2 separate regions of the Homo sapiens genome follow, and region 1 is linked to region 2. The links are chromatin contacts, found by POLR2A ChIA-PET in ENCODE. All regions are on one chromosome and are shown on one strand. Each heading gives the region's core, a stretch centred on a gene start or an enhancer-like site at or near the end of the contact. The rest is flanking DNA. Distances are from core to core; before and after follow the strand shown. Region 1 overlaps STAT6 (signal transducer and activator of transcription 6). Region 2 holds the start of LRP1-AS (LRP1 antisense RNA).

What was found. ChIA-PET counts read pairs that join two places held with the same protein, here RNA polymerase II (POLR2A).
Region 1: POLR2A ChIA-PET joins it to region 2 with 22 read pairs in HepG2. The contact joins the enhancer-like site here to the promoter of LRP1-AS in region 2. POLR2A ChIA-PET finds 5 or more read pairs at or near these places in 14 of 52 experiments (AG04449, AG04450, BJ and 10 more).

The regions. Positions count from the first base shown.
Region 1 is chr12:57,100,239-57,105,915 of GRCh38, forward strand. STAT6 (signal transducer and activator of transcription 6) reads right to left here. Exons shown (of 22, transcript NM_003153.5): 8 at 5,230-5,361; 9 at 4,913-5,101; 10 at 4,488-4,575; 11 at 4,226-4,348; 12 at 2,591-2,683; 13 at 2,052-2,258. Among named protein-coding and RNA genes, the nearest start is that of STAT6, 8.3 kb to the right of the region's middle. RefSeq lists enhancers at 1-304, 1,587-2,087, 2,088-2,588. Within about 2 kb of position 1,698, at least 2 of the 41 ENCODE cell types and tissues checked have a DNase peak (open chromatin) inside an H3K27ac peak, as active enhancers do.
Region 2 is chr12:57,144,200-57,149,287 of GRCh38, forward strand. It overlaps LRP1-AS (LRP1 antisense RNA), which reads right to left and starts at 3,420. Exons shown (of 2, transcript NR_131938.2): 1 at 3,240-3,420; 2 at 421-884. It overlaps LRP1 (LDL receptor related protein 1), which reads left to right. Exons shown (of 89, transcript NM_002332.3): 5 at 773-901; 6 at 1,028-1,291. RefSeq lists enhancers at 2,034-2,962, 4,820-5,088.

The sequences.
Region 1 (5,677 bases), core at 448-2,947, 46 kb before region 2:
ATCCTAATGCTTACACGTGCCAGCCACTATTTCAAGCCTTTCCATATATTTATTTGCTCTTTACCAGGCTATGGAAGTAGGGATTATAATAATTCCATCTTACAGATGAAGAAATGGAAGTCCAAAAACGTCGAATGACTTGCCCAGGTCTACATAGCTGGTAAGAGGCAGAGCTAGGATTTAAACCCAGGCATTCTGGCCCTGGAGCCCCTCTTAACTACTATGCTACACCCTCTCCCTAAGGAGGTGTGGCAGAGGTGACGCCCAAAGGAAGGTAACCTGCTGGGTGTGACTGTCTTGCTCCCTTTAGCTAACACACCCTCTGGTCACATGAGCATTTCTTTCTTCTCTTTAAAGATTCTGTCTCACACAAAAGAAAGAAAAAGAGAGAAAGAGAAAGAGAAAGAAAGAAAGAAAGAAAGAAAGAAAGAAAGAAAGAAAGAAAGAAAGAAAGAAAGAAAGAGAAAGAAAGAAAGAAAGAAAGAAAGAAAGAAAGAAAGAAAGAAAGAAAAGAAAAAAAAACCAAAACATAAAATAACATAATATAACATAAAATAAAAGAGCAAGAGTCAGAAATATGTGGTTCTCTCCTAGCCATGGCACTCACCTGCTTTGGGAACTTGAACAAACTACATAACCCTCTGAGCATCAGATTCCTCATCTGTAAAATGGGGATAATAATAGTATCTACCTCAAAGAGATGTTGGGAGGATTAAGTGAGATAACATACATAAGGTGTTAAGCACAGCGCCTGGCATATAAGCTGTCAACACGTGGTAGCTGGTATTACTGCACATGTCCCTGTGGGATTTTGTTCAGTTTTTGCAACAGGAATTCTTTTTCTTTCTTTCTTTCTTTCTTTTTTTTTTTAGACAGAATCTCATTCTGTTGGCAGGCTGGAGTGCAGTGGCACAATCTTGGCTCGCTGCAACCTCTGCCTCCCAGGTTCAAGTGATTCTCCTGCCTCAGCCTCCCGAGTAGTTGGGACTACAGGCATGCGCCACCATGCCCAGGTAATTTTTGTATTTTTAGTAGAGACGGGGTTTCACCATGTTGGTCAGGATGGTCTCGATCTCTTGACCTTGTGATCCGCCCGCCTCAGCCTCCCAAAGTGCTGGGATTACAGGTGTGAGCCACCACACCTAGCCTTTTTTTTTTTTTTTTTTGATACAGAGTCTTGCCCAGGCTGGAGTGCAATGGTTTCATCTTCCCTGCAGCCTCTACCTCCTGGGTTCACCTCCTGCCTCAGCCGAGTAGCTGGGATTACAGACGCAAACGACCACTCCTGGCTATTTTTTTGTTTTTAGTAGAGACGGGGTTTTGCCATGTTGGCCAGGCTGGTCTCGAACTCCTGACCTCAGGTGATCTATCCGTCTCGGCCTCCCAAAGTGCTGGGATTACAGGCATGAACCACCATGCCTGGCCTTTTTTTTTTTTTTTTTTTGAGACAGAGTCTTGCTCTGTCACCCAGGCTTGAGTGCAGTGGTATGATCTCAGCTCACTGCAACCTCCACCTCCTGGGTTCAAGCAATTCTCCTGCGTCAGCCTCCCATGTAGCTGGGATTACAGGCATGTGCCACCGCAACTGGCTAATTTTTGTATTTTTAGTAGAGATGGAGTTTCACCATGTTGGCCAGGCTGGTCTCAAACTCCTGACCTCAGGTGATCCACCCACCCCGGCATGTCAAAGACTGGGATTACAGGCATGAGCCGCTGTGCCCGGCCAGGAACTATTTTTCCAACAGGTCAAAGTCACTTTGAATCAGAGCTCTGTTTACACACAACCTGGGTGAGTCATGCAAGTCACTGGTAAAGAGGAAGGACAGATGGCCCCCAGACCAAAACCTCAGGGATGTCAGAGAACGCATCTCCAGAGCCAACCCCCAGGCCTGGGGTTTTTCCTCCCTGGTCCATGACAGGCCTTCCTAAAGGACCTGAGGGGGCACTGTGGAGAATCCAGTGGAAGGTCCCTGCATGGAGGCTGAGCAGGCCCTGAGTGCCCCAGGGATGAAGAGCTTGGGGGTGGGAGGTCCAAAGGGCAGGAGAATGACCTTGTTGAACTGCGACCAGGACACAGAACGGTGCTGGAAGGCCTCCATACTGAGGCTGTTGTCATTGAAGATCTTCTGGGCCAGGAAGAGGAAGTGCTCTGGGAGCAGCCCCCGGTTGGTCCCCACCTCAGCCATGAACTTCAGGTTCAGAGTTTCACACATCTTCTCCCAGGGCACCCGCTCAGCCACCACAAAGGGCACGCGGTCCTGGGGAGAAGGGGGAAGAAGAGAGCACTGCAGGCTACCGTCTTGTTATTCCTCGGGCCGGCCTTCATCCCTCCCACCTGCCTGTGGCCTACCCCTCCACAGCCCCTGATATCGCTCACAAACATGCTGTTTTTTCTAGGTTACAGTGCTGTGGCCTGATAGTTGTTAAGACTGGGGTGAAAAGAGGTCAGAAGCACGAAAGCAGGCCCATGAGAAAGTGTTAAGGTCACACCCATTTAAACATGCCCACCACCCCATCAGCAGGCCTGCACCACTGCCCATGTTAGAACCCACCCTGCCCCTGTTCCCTCCAACTCCAGGACTTTCCTCACCATCTCAGAGAAGGCATTGTCCCACAGGATAGTGGCTTTGGCATTGTTGTCTTGGTTGCCATGGACGATGACCACCAGGGGCAGAGACAGGGCCTGAAGAGGGTGAGGACAGGGGTTTCTTTTCTTTCTTTCTTTCCTTTTTTTTTTTTTTTTTTTTTTTTTTTTTTTTTTTTTTTTTTTTTTTTTAGATAGTATCTCACTCTGTTGCCCAGGCTGGAGTGCAGTAGTGCAATCTCAGCTCACTGCAGCCTCAGCCTTCAGGGCTCAAGTGATCCTTCCACCTCAGCCTCCTGAATAGCTGGAACTACAGAAATGTACCACCTAATCCAGCTAATTATTTATTTATTTATTTTTGAGACAGAGTCTCGCTCTGTCACTCAGGCTGGAGTGCAGTGGCGCGATCTTGGCTCACTGCAAGCTCTCCCTCCCAGGTTCACGCCATTCTCCTGCTTCAGCCTCCCGAGTAGCTGGGACTCAGGCGCCCGCCACCATGCCTGGCTAATTTTTTGTATTTTTAGTAGATACGAGGTTTCACCGTGTTAGCCAGGATGGTCTCGATTTCCTGACCTCATGATCCGCCCGCCTTGGCCTCCCAAAGTGCTGGGATTACAGGCGTGAGCCACCATGCCCGGCCAATTTTTTATTTTTTGTAGAGATTGGATCTCCCTATGTAGCCCAGGCTGGTCTTAAACTTGCAGGCTCAAGCGATCCTCCTACCTTGGCCTCCCAAAGTGCTGAGTTGTTTTGTTTTGTTTTTGAGACATAGTCTTGCTCTGTCGCCCAGGCTGAAGGGCAGTGGCGCAATCTTGGCTCACTGCAACCTCCGCCTCCTGGGTTCAAGCGATTCTCCTGCTTAGCCTCCCGAGCAGCTGGGACTACAGGCCTGCACCACCACGCCCAGCTAATTTTTGTATTTTTAGTGGAGACGGGGTTTCACCATATTGGCCAGGCTGGTCTTGAACTCCTGACCTTGTGATCTACCCACCTCGGCCTCCCAAAGTGCTGGGATTACAGGCTTGAGCCACCATGCCCAGCCGGACAGGGGTTTCTTAGTGAAGCAAGAAGTTTCCTCAGGGGACTGGCTCTGAGCACTCAGAGAAGTTATTGGACTCACACATCATAATCAAAAAGCTCATGCCATGTTATTAAATGCGTTCTGAAGCTCAATCAGGGCCTCACCGTAGAGAAGTGGTTATTAGTCATCGCTATGGAACCAGACCTCCAGGTTTCAAATACCAGCTCCAACACTTAGCTGTGTGACTGGGACAAACTACTTAAACTCTCTGTCTCAATGTCCTTATCTATAAAATGAGGCTGATAATACTGCCTACCTCATAATGTTATTGTGAAAACCAGACGTGTGTGTGCTGGCACGCATGTGCGTATGTATCATTTAATAGAGTGCCCTGGTCTATAGGAAGTGCTTCCGAAGTGTTTGCTGCTATCCACTACCATTCCCTGCCCTGTGCACTCCATGCTCTTGCTCACCCCCACTCACCCGGGCCCCAGTGTGCATGAATCCCAGACACATGGGGTATGGGGCAGTCACAAGAGGTGAGGGTCCAGGGCCCTTGTGTGTGGCATTGGAGGAGGACTCGGGGTCCCAGATTGGGGCAGGGCTGGGCCACGGTTCACCTGGAGCTGGATGGGGAGTTTGCCGGGGCCAAGTGTGAAGCTGGCAGAGAAGAGCACAGCGCACTTCTCCTCTGTGACAGACTCAGTGCCCTTCCGCTCACACCGCTTGATCTTCTTGAGAAGCTGTGGGTGGGGTGAGGGAGAGCAAGGGCGAGGTCATGAGGACAGAGACCGCTCCTCCTGGGCTTCCTGACATCCTCTCCAAGGAGAGTCCCACAGTCTCCTAGTGGTGCCCCCCTCACTGCACCCCAAAGCCCCTCACCAGGTTCTTGAACAGGGCAGAGCAGCAGTTCCCAGGAATGCTGTTCTCCAAGGGCACAGTGTTGTTGATGATTTCTCCAGTGCTTTCTCTGCCAGGGGAGGTCAGAGTGTGAACGAGCTCATCTCACTGTCGTCAGGTGTGGCGAGTGCATGGGTGAGTGTAGACTACCCACTGTCACCAGCCCTAAATCTCCATGTCTCTGTTTGGGTTCTTAAGGGAGGAGTCCCCATCTTGGCCAAATCATGATGCCCCCACCCCATTCCAGCCCTAAATGGGTCCCTCCCTTTCCTCTGCCTTGACCATTCAGGGTCTCCACATCCCATGGCCCTCCCTCCCCATCCCTTGCTCTTTTCAGTGCCAGCCCTCCAGGCTGCCTCCATCACCCTAACAGCCCTTCTCCAACCCCAGGTCCAATCCCAGCTTACGCTCCAGCCCCAGGACCCTGAGGCACACTCAGCTCCCGCGCCTGCTTCTCTGTCACCATGTCGGCCCTGACCAGCGGAGGCTTGGCTGGGGCCCCCAGGAACCTCAAGCCCAACAGGAATCGAACTCCAGCCTGGAACTTGGTCTGAGTCTTCAGTACCTGGGGGGGCTGCTTCTCCACCAGGAAGCAACTGGGAGTGAGGAGGACACAAGGGGAGTTGGGGGCTAGGTCCCTGCTGGTGCCCTCCCCACAGCTCTAGCCCCCTTCTTTTCTTCCCGAGGTCTGTTCTAGGCCAGACTGGGAGCTCCCGGGGAATACCTGGTGACGAGGGTTCTCAGGACTTCATCCAGCCGGCCAGTCAGCGATGCCCGGGTCTTGGGCTCAAGCTCCCCACCAGCCGCCCCTACCTCCTGCTGTAGCTGGGAATAAATGTCCACCAGGCTTTCACACCTGGGGCCAGGACAGTGGTCAGGGGGCACAGGATTAAGGCTGCTTGCTCCGGCCCAGACCCCCTTCCCCTATACCCAGGGAGAAAGGCTATCATGTGTGGAGAAGTGGGGTGGGTAGTGGGTGTGGCTGCAAGGCACCTGGGCTGAAGGGGGTTCTGTGATCTGTTGGCCTAGGGTCTGGGTGGGAGGTTCATTCTCAGTGCCTACACCCCCTGTGGAAACCCAGCTGCCTCTCCCCCGACGGCTCTTGCACCCAGGACAACTGCCACCACTTACAGTGCTTTGTGGCAAATTGGAAAGTGTTCCCACCCAATAAA
Region 2 (5,088 bases), core at 2,170-4,669:
GGAAGTACTGCTCAAGAGTACTGCGTGCTCTTTTTTACATAAACAATAGTATACTGTGTATATTATTTTCAATGTTTTTCACTCATCAGTATGTTCCACAATTTTTTTTTCTGTGTTAATATGTAAAGATCTACATCATTCTTTTAGAAACCACTATGACGTATGACTTTTACCACAGTTTACTTGGTCACCTCCCTGTTGATGAGTGAGATGTTCCCAATTTTTCACTGCTACAAGCAATGCAAACTTTTCTGTTTTAAATTTGCCTCCCTCGGGTCTTTGTGCAAATGCCACCTTCTCAGTGAAGCCGTCCCCCGACCCCTCTAAAACTGCATCCCTGCCATCTGCATTCTCTATCCCTGTTCTCTTTTCATTGCACTAGCACCTCTAATGTATACTTTATTTACTTTGTTTCATATGTTATTATAGTAACTATATTTCATTTATTATCTGAATATAAGTTTCATGAGGACAGCAATGTGGGTCTATTTTAAAGTTCACTGATGCACCCCTGGCACCTGACCCATAGTAGGGACTCAATAAATCTTCCCTGCGTGGATGAGTGATATGTACACGAGTGTTTCTCTAGAGTGGATTCCAAGACTGGACTTGCTGGGTGTTAAGGTTTGCACATTTCATGCTGTAATAGATTCTGCCGAACTGTCCTTCAAGGTAGCTGTAAGGATGGACATGTTGATCATGTCTGATGATCACCCACTTCGTTGCCCTTGTCACACTGGAAATGACCACATTCTTGCCCTTTCCTCGGCAGATTTTGATGAGTGCTCAGTGTACGGCACCTGCAGCCAGCTATGCACCAACACAGACGGCTCCTTCATATGTGGCTGTGTTGAAGGATACCTCCTGCAGCCGGATAACCGCTCCTGCAAGGCCAAGAACGGTGGGTGGGGTTGCCTCTGGCCACAGTGCTAACTAAGCCCCCTCAATGCTGTTCCCTGGTGGGTGGTGGCCTGAGAGGTGGTCCTAGAGCCCTGGCTGCACGGACTCTTCTCTTCCCCATTCCCAGAGCCAGTAGACCGGCCCCCTGTGCTGTTGATAGCCAACTCCCAGAACATCTTGGCCACGTACCTGAGTGGGGCCCAGGTGTCTACCATCACACCTACGAGCACGCGGCAGACCACAGCCATGGACTTCAGCTATGCCAACGAGACCGTATGCTGGGTGCATGTTGGGGACAGTGCTGCTCAGACGCAGCTCAAGTGTGCCCGCATGCCTGGCCTAAAGGGCTTCGTGGATGAGCACACCATCAACATCTCCCTCAGTCTGCACCGTGAGTCACCTGCTCTCAGCTTGGAGGGCTGGGGAGGGTAGGGGAGACAGGGAAGGTGGACCCTATCTTGAACAGAGGCCGGGAGTTACACAGGATGGTCCTGTCTGGGGCAGGAGAAGCAGGAGGCTGGATACAATGGTGTGTGTTTGAGGCAGGGGCAGAGCCACCGGCACGCTCCCTCCCAGCTCTCTGAGCAAGTGTCTGGATGGCCCCTGCATTTCTGGCCAAGGGCTGAGGGGGCAGTGAATGGTCAATCTCCAGAGACCAGGGACTGTCCCTTCTCTGAGAGGGGAGTGTTGACTAGACTGCAGAGGGACTTTCCGGTGCAGTGGGAGCCAAGGCTAGGGAAAGAAGGAGCGGAAGCCTGAGGTGCCCTGTTAGGCTGCAGCTGAGGGTAAAGGAGCTGGGGCCCAGCTGCTCTGTCTCCATGGGCCATCGTTTCCCTCGGGGACCATTGCCAATGGACTCTCTGCTGCCATCGGGGGAGGGCAGTACTGAGGTTATTTCTCTGTGGCTTTGTGGCAGTGAATGAGGCTGGGAGAGGAGCGTGAGCCACATGAGATTTTAGAATATCCTGGATGCTTCCATTCAGGCTTCTCCCTAGGCTACACTTTTGCTATCCTAGTTGTGGAAGAAGGGGTGTCACAGAAAGGGGCACGAGCATAGCTGGGTGTAGACCCACTGCCGGGAACAGCCCTGCCCATCTCAGAGGCTGTTACACCAGCAACCTTAAAAGTCAACATCTGGCAGCATCACATTTCCAAAGAAATGCACCACAGGGCTGAGAGGAAGAATCTGGCCTGTGGTTGATCTGACCCCCTAAGGGAGATTAACTTGATCTGTAACTGTTTAGTAAACCAGAATTCCCATCTCTGCCTTGGTTTCCTAATCTGCATAATGGGTTTGAGCTTGTCTGTCTAGATCAGATTAACTGGAGTGAAAGCCAGTGGTAAAGGACAGCACACTTTGAAGTTGAGGATTGTGAACCTTGGGCCTCTCTAGAAGATCTTCAAGTTTCTTTATTTGGTTCTTGTGATGAAAAGAAAGATCCCAGGAGGTTACAAGGGATTCATTCTGGGAGAGAGAAAGGCCCCTCCCCGGGATGGTGGCGAGCAGGGGTTCCTCTGAGAGCCCTCACTCTCCGTGGCCTCAGCGTAAGGTTCACATTTCTGCCTTTGGCTCCTCCAGAGCATCCCTGATAGCGTCCTTGGGCTGCTGCTGTCCACAGCTCACCTGTGATCAGACATGTGTCCTCCTTGGGGTGCTGAGCTGGGGGCTGTCAAGCCTGGTTGGCTGAGCTCTTAACGAGTGGGCGACTCAGGGAACCCCATGGCTGATGGGGTGGGATTGGTGCTAGACCCTCTTGTGCAGCTGCCCTCCCCCTGTTCCTTGTCCACTGACCTACTCAACAGGCCTGTCTGGGCAGACAGCTTGTCAGTTTCCTCCCCAGCCCTGCATCTTGCCATACAGTGGGCTTCTGGGTAGGTGGCTATGGGGTGTCCTGGAGGTAACCTTCTCAACTTCTACTCTGGCCTCATCTCCTTATCTGACTTCCTCCCCAGGAGAAGCTGGTACCCCTCCCTTGGCAAACAGATTTGCCTTGCCTCCCAGTCTGCTAAACTCACTGGGCCTCTCAGGGGCAGAGTCCAGGAGGCTAGAAGAGTCCAAGGGGAAATGCTTGTGGGGTAAATGAGTGGGTTTCTCTCATCCCAGCTTCTGTCCCTTCCTCCCTGCCCTCCCCCTGCTCCACGTCCCTGCCGCCTGAATGTCTGGCTGTCACCCTGAGGATGGTTGTTTTGCTCTCTCCCACAAACTAATTATGGGTCCCAAACTGAGGACGTCAGTGTCTCTCCCCTAGCCCCTCCCCCAGTTTCTGGGTCATCCCCCTCCCCAGGAGATGCTGACTGGCCTGCCCTGGTGTGTAGGGTGGCTGGTCCCAGGCACTCACCTGCACAGTGGCTGCTGGCCTGTAATTAGCTCCCCAAGGAGGACGAAGAAGAAAGGCTGCAGCTTTCCCCTGCTTTCACTCTGCCCTCCAGGGCAGCCCTCCCTGCAAGCCTTCCATTCTGTGCTGTGACTGTGACCTCTGTTGGACCCCTGGGGCTGAGCCTCATGCAGCAGGGGTGCACACAGAGGGAGGAGTCTGACAATTGAGGGGTGTTCGAGCCAGCGAGGCCAGCCCGCTGGTGCAGGCAGAAGGGGGAGCCTGCCCCAGAGAAAACTCTGGAAGCAGAAATAGAATAGAAAGAAGGAAGGAGGCCAGGAAATGAGCCTGGTTCACATGTGTCCTGGGCCATGTGAGTCAGACCTGTTGTGGAGTCCTGAGAGCCCCCGAGGGCCCCCCTGAGGCCCTGCAGTGTGTGAACATTCCTCTTCAATGCCCCAGGGCTGCTGACCCTCCTGCCTCAGGCCCAGTGTTATCCCCCTGGATTGGGTGGGTCATCTCTTTTCCTCCCACCTGAGATTACCTCCCCCTCCCCTCTGCCGCTGGCCCAGTGGTTTGGGGAGGTCTATGAGGCTCGAATTCCAAGACCAGAGAACTCCATGGTGAGAGCCGGAAGAGAAGGCAAGACCCTTGGCCAGTACCAAGAGCAGCCCTGGCTTTCACTACTGCTTTCTCAAAGGGGCTATGCATTGATTTGATTTTAGATGGTACCTGGACAAGCTTTTTTTTTTTTTTTTTAACTGTTATAGTTACGTTTTTATTTGATATGCATTAGGAAACTCCTGTAACTAGCACATCAAATCTGTTACTTCAGCAATTGTTTAGCATGCAGCGAAATAAGAAAAGTAAGTTAATTGAAATAACTGGTAATAAACAGTAGCGCAAGCTGTACATAAGCATGGTAGACATTTTGAAAGTGATACACAAAAGACTAAAGTTCTGAAAATTGAGGCCCAGAGGGATCAACAGGCCTGATAGTCCCTTAGTCAGGAACCAGGCCTGCGCACTCTCACCCCCACCTCTGACCAGTCTCTCAGCTCCAGAGGCCTATGGAGCCTGTAACCCAGCTTTGTCCAGCCTCCTGCCAGGCTGCCCCTGGGCAGGCCTGGTGGTGCAGTCTACCGACCCCAGCCCAGCCCTGCATTTCCTAAGCTGAGCTCCTCTGATCTGTATTCCCTTCACCTTGGAGGATGCCACCACTGTAGAAAGAATGAGGCAGACTGCAAGATTGGGGTCCTGGGAACATGGGTGTGTATGGTGAGGGGAGGTTCTGAGGTTGTAAATAGAGGCCTTGAAGGAAATCGGGTTTGCTGAAGTCACTCAGGAGTTTGGACTGTGTGTGAAAGGATGGTCTGAAGGGGCTCTCAGAGGTCTCAGGGTTCCCCTCCCTGCACCATGCTGCATGGGGAAGAAGGAGGTGGCTGGGGAGCTCAGCAAAGGGCCCCTAGGCTGCAGGCAGCAAGGTTGCGAAATGGGTCCCAGGTCCAGCTGGCCAACTTCACTTTTCCCTTCCTCTCCCTTTCTTTTATTTATTTATTTTTTTAGTGTGTGTGTTTTCGAAATCACAACAGGAAATGGGGTAGTGATTTGTCTAGAGGGGAGGCAAAGAAGGGGCAGACAGCAGTCCCTCTGAGTCTAATGAACTGGCTGCTGCTGCTGGAAGGGGTGCTACCTCCCCACTGTGCTGGGCACCCCTGGACCCTCTCAGCCTCCCACCCTGCCTACAAAGCACTTCCAGACTTCACATGTGAAAGCTAACCATGCCCATCCTTGGCCTTTCTGACCCATGGGATGCCAGGCTGTTTGGGGAGGGGTGGCTCTAGCCACCCCACTCTTTGGCCTTAGGCCCCCT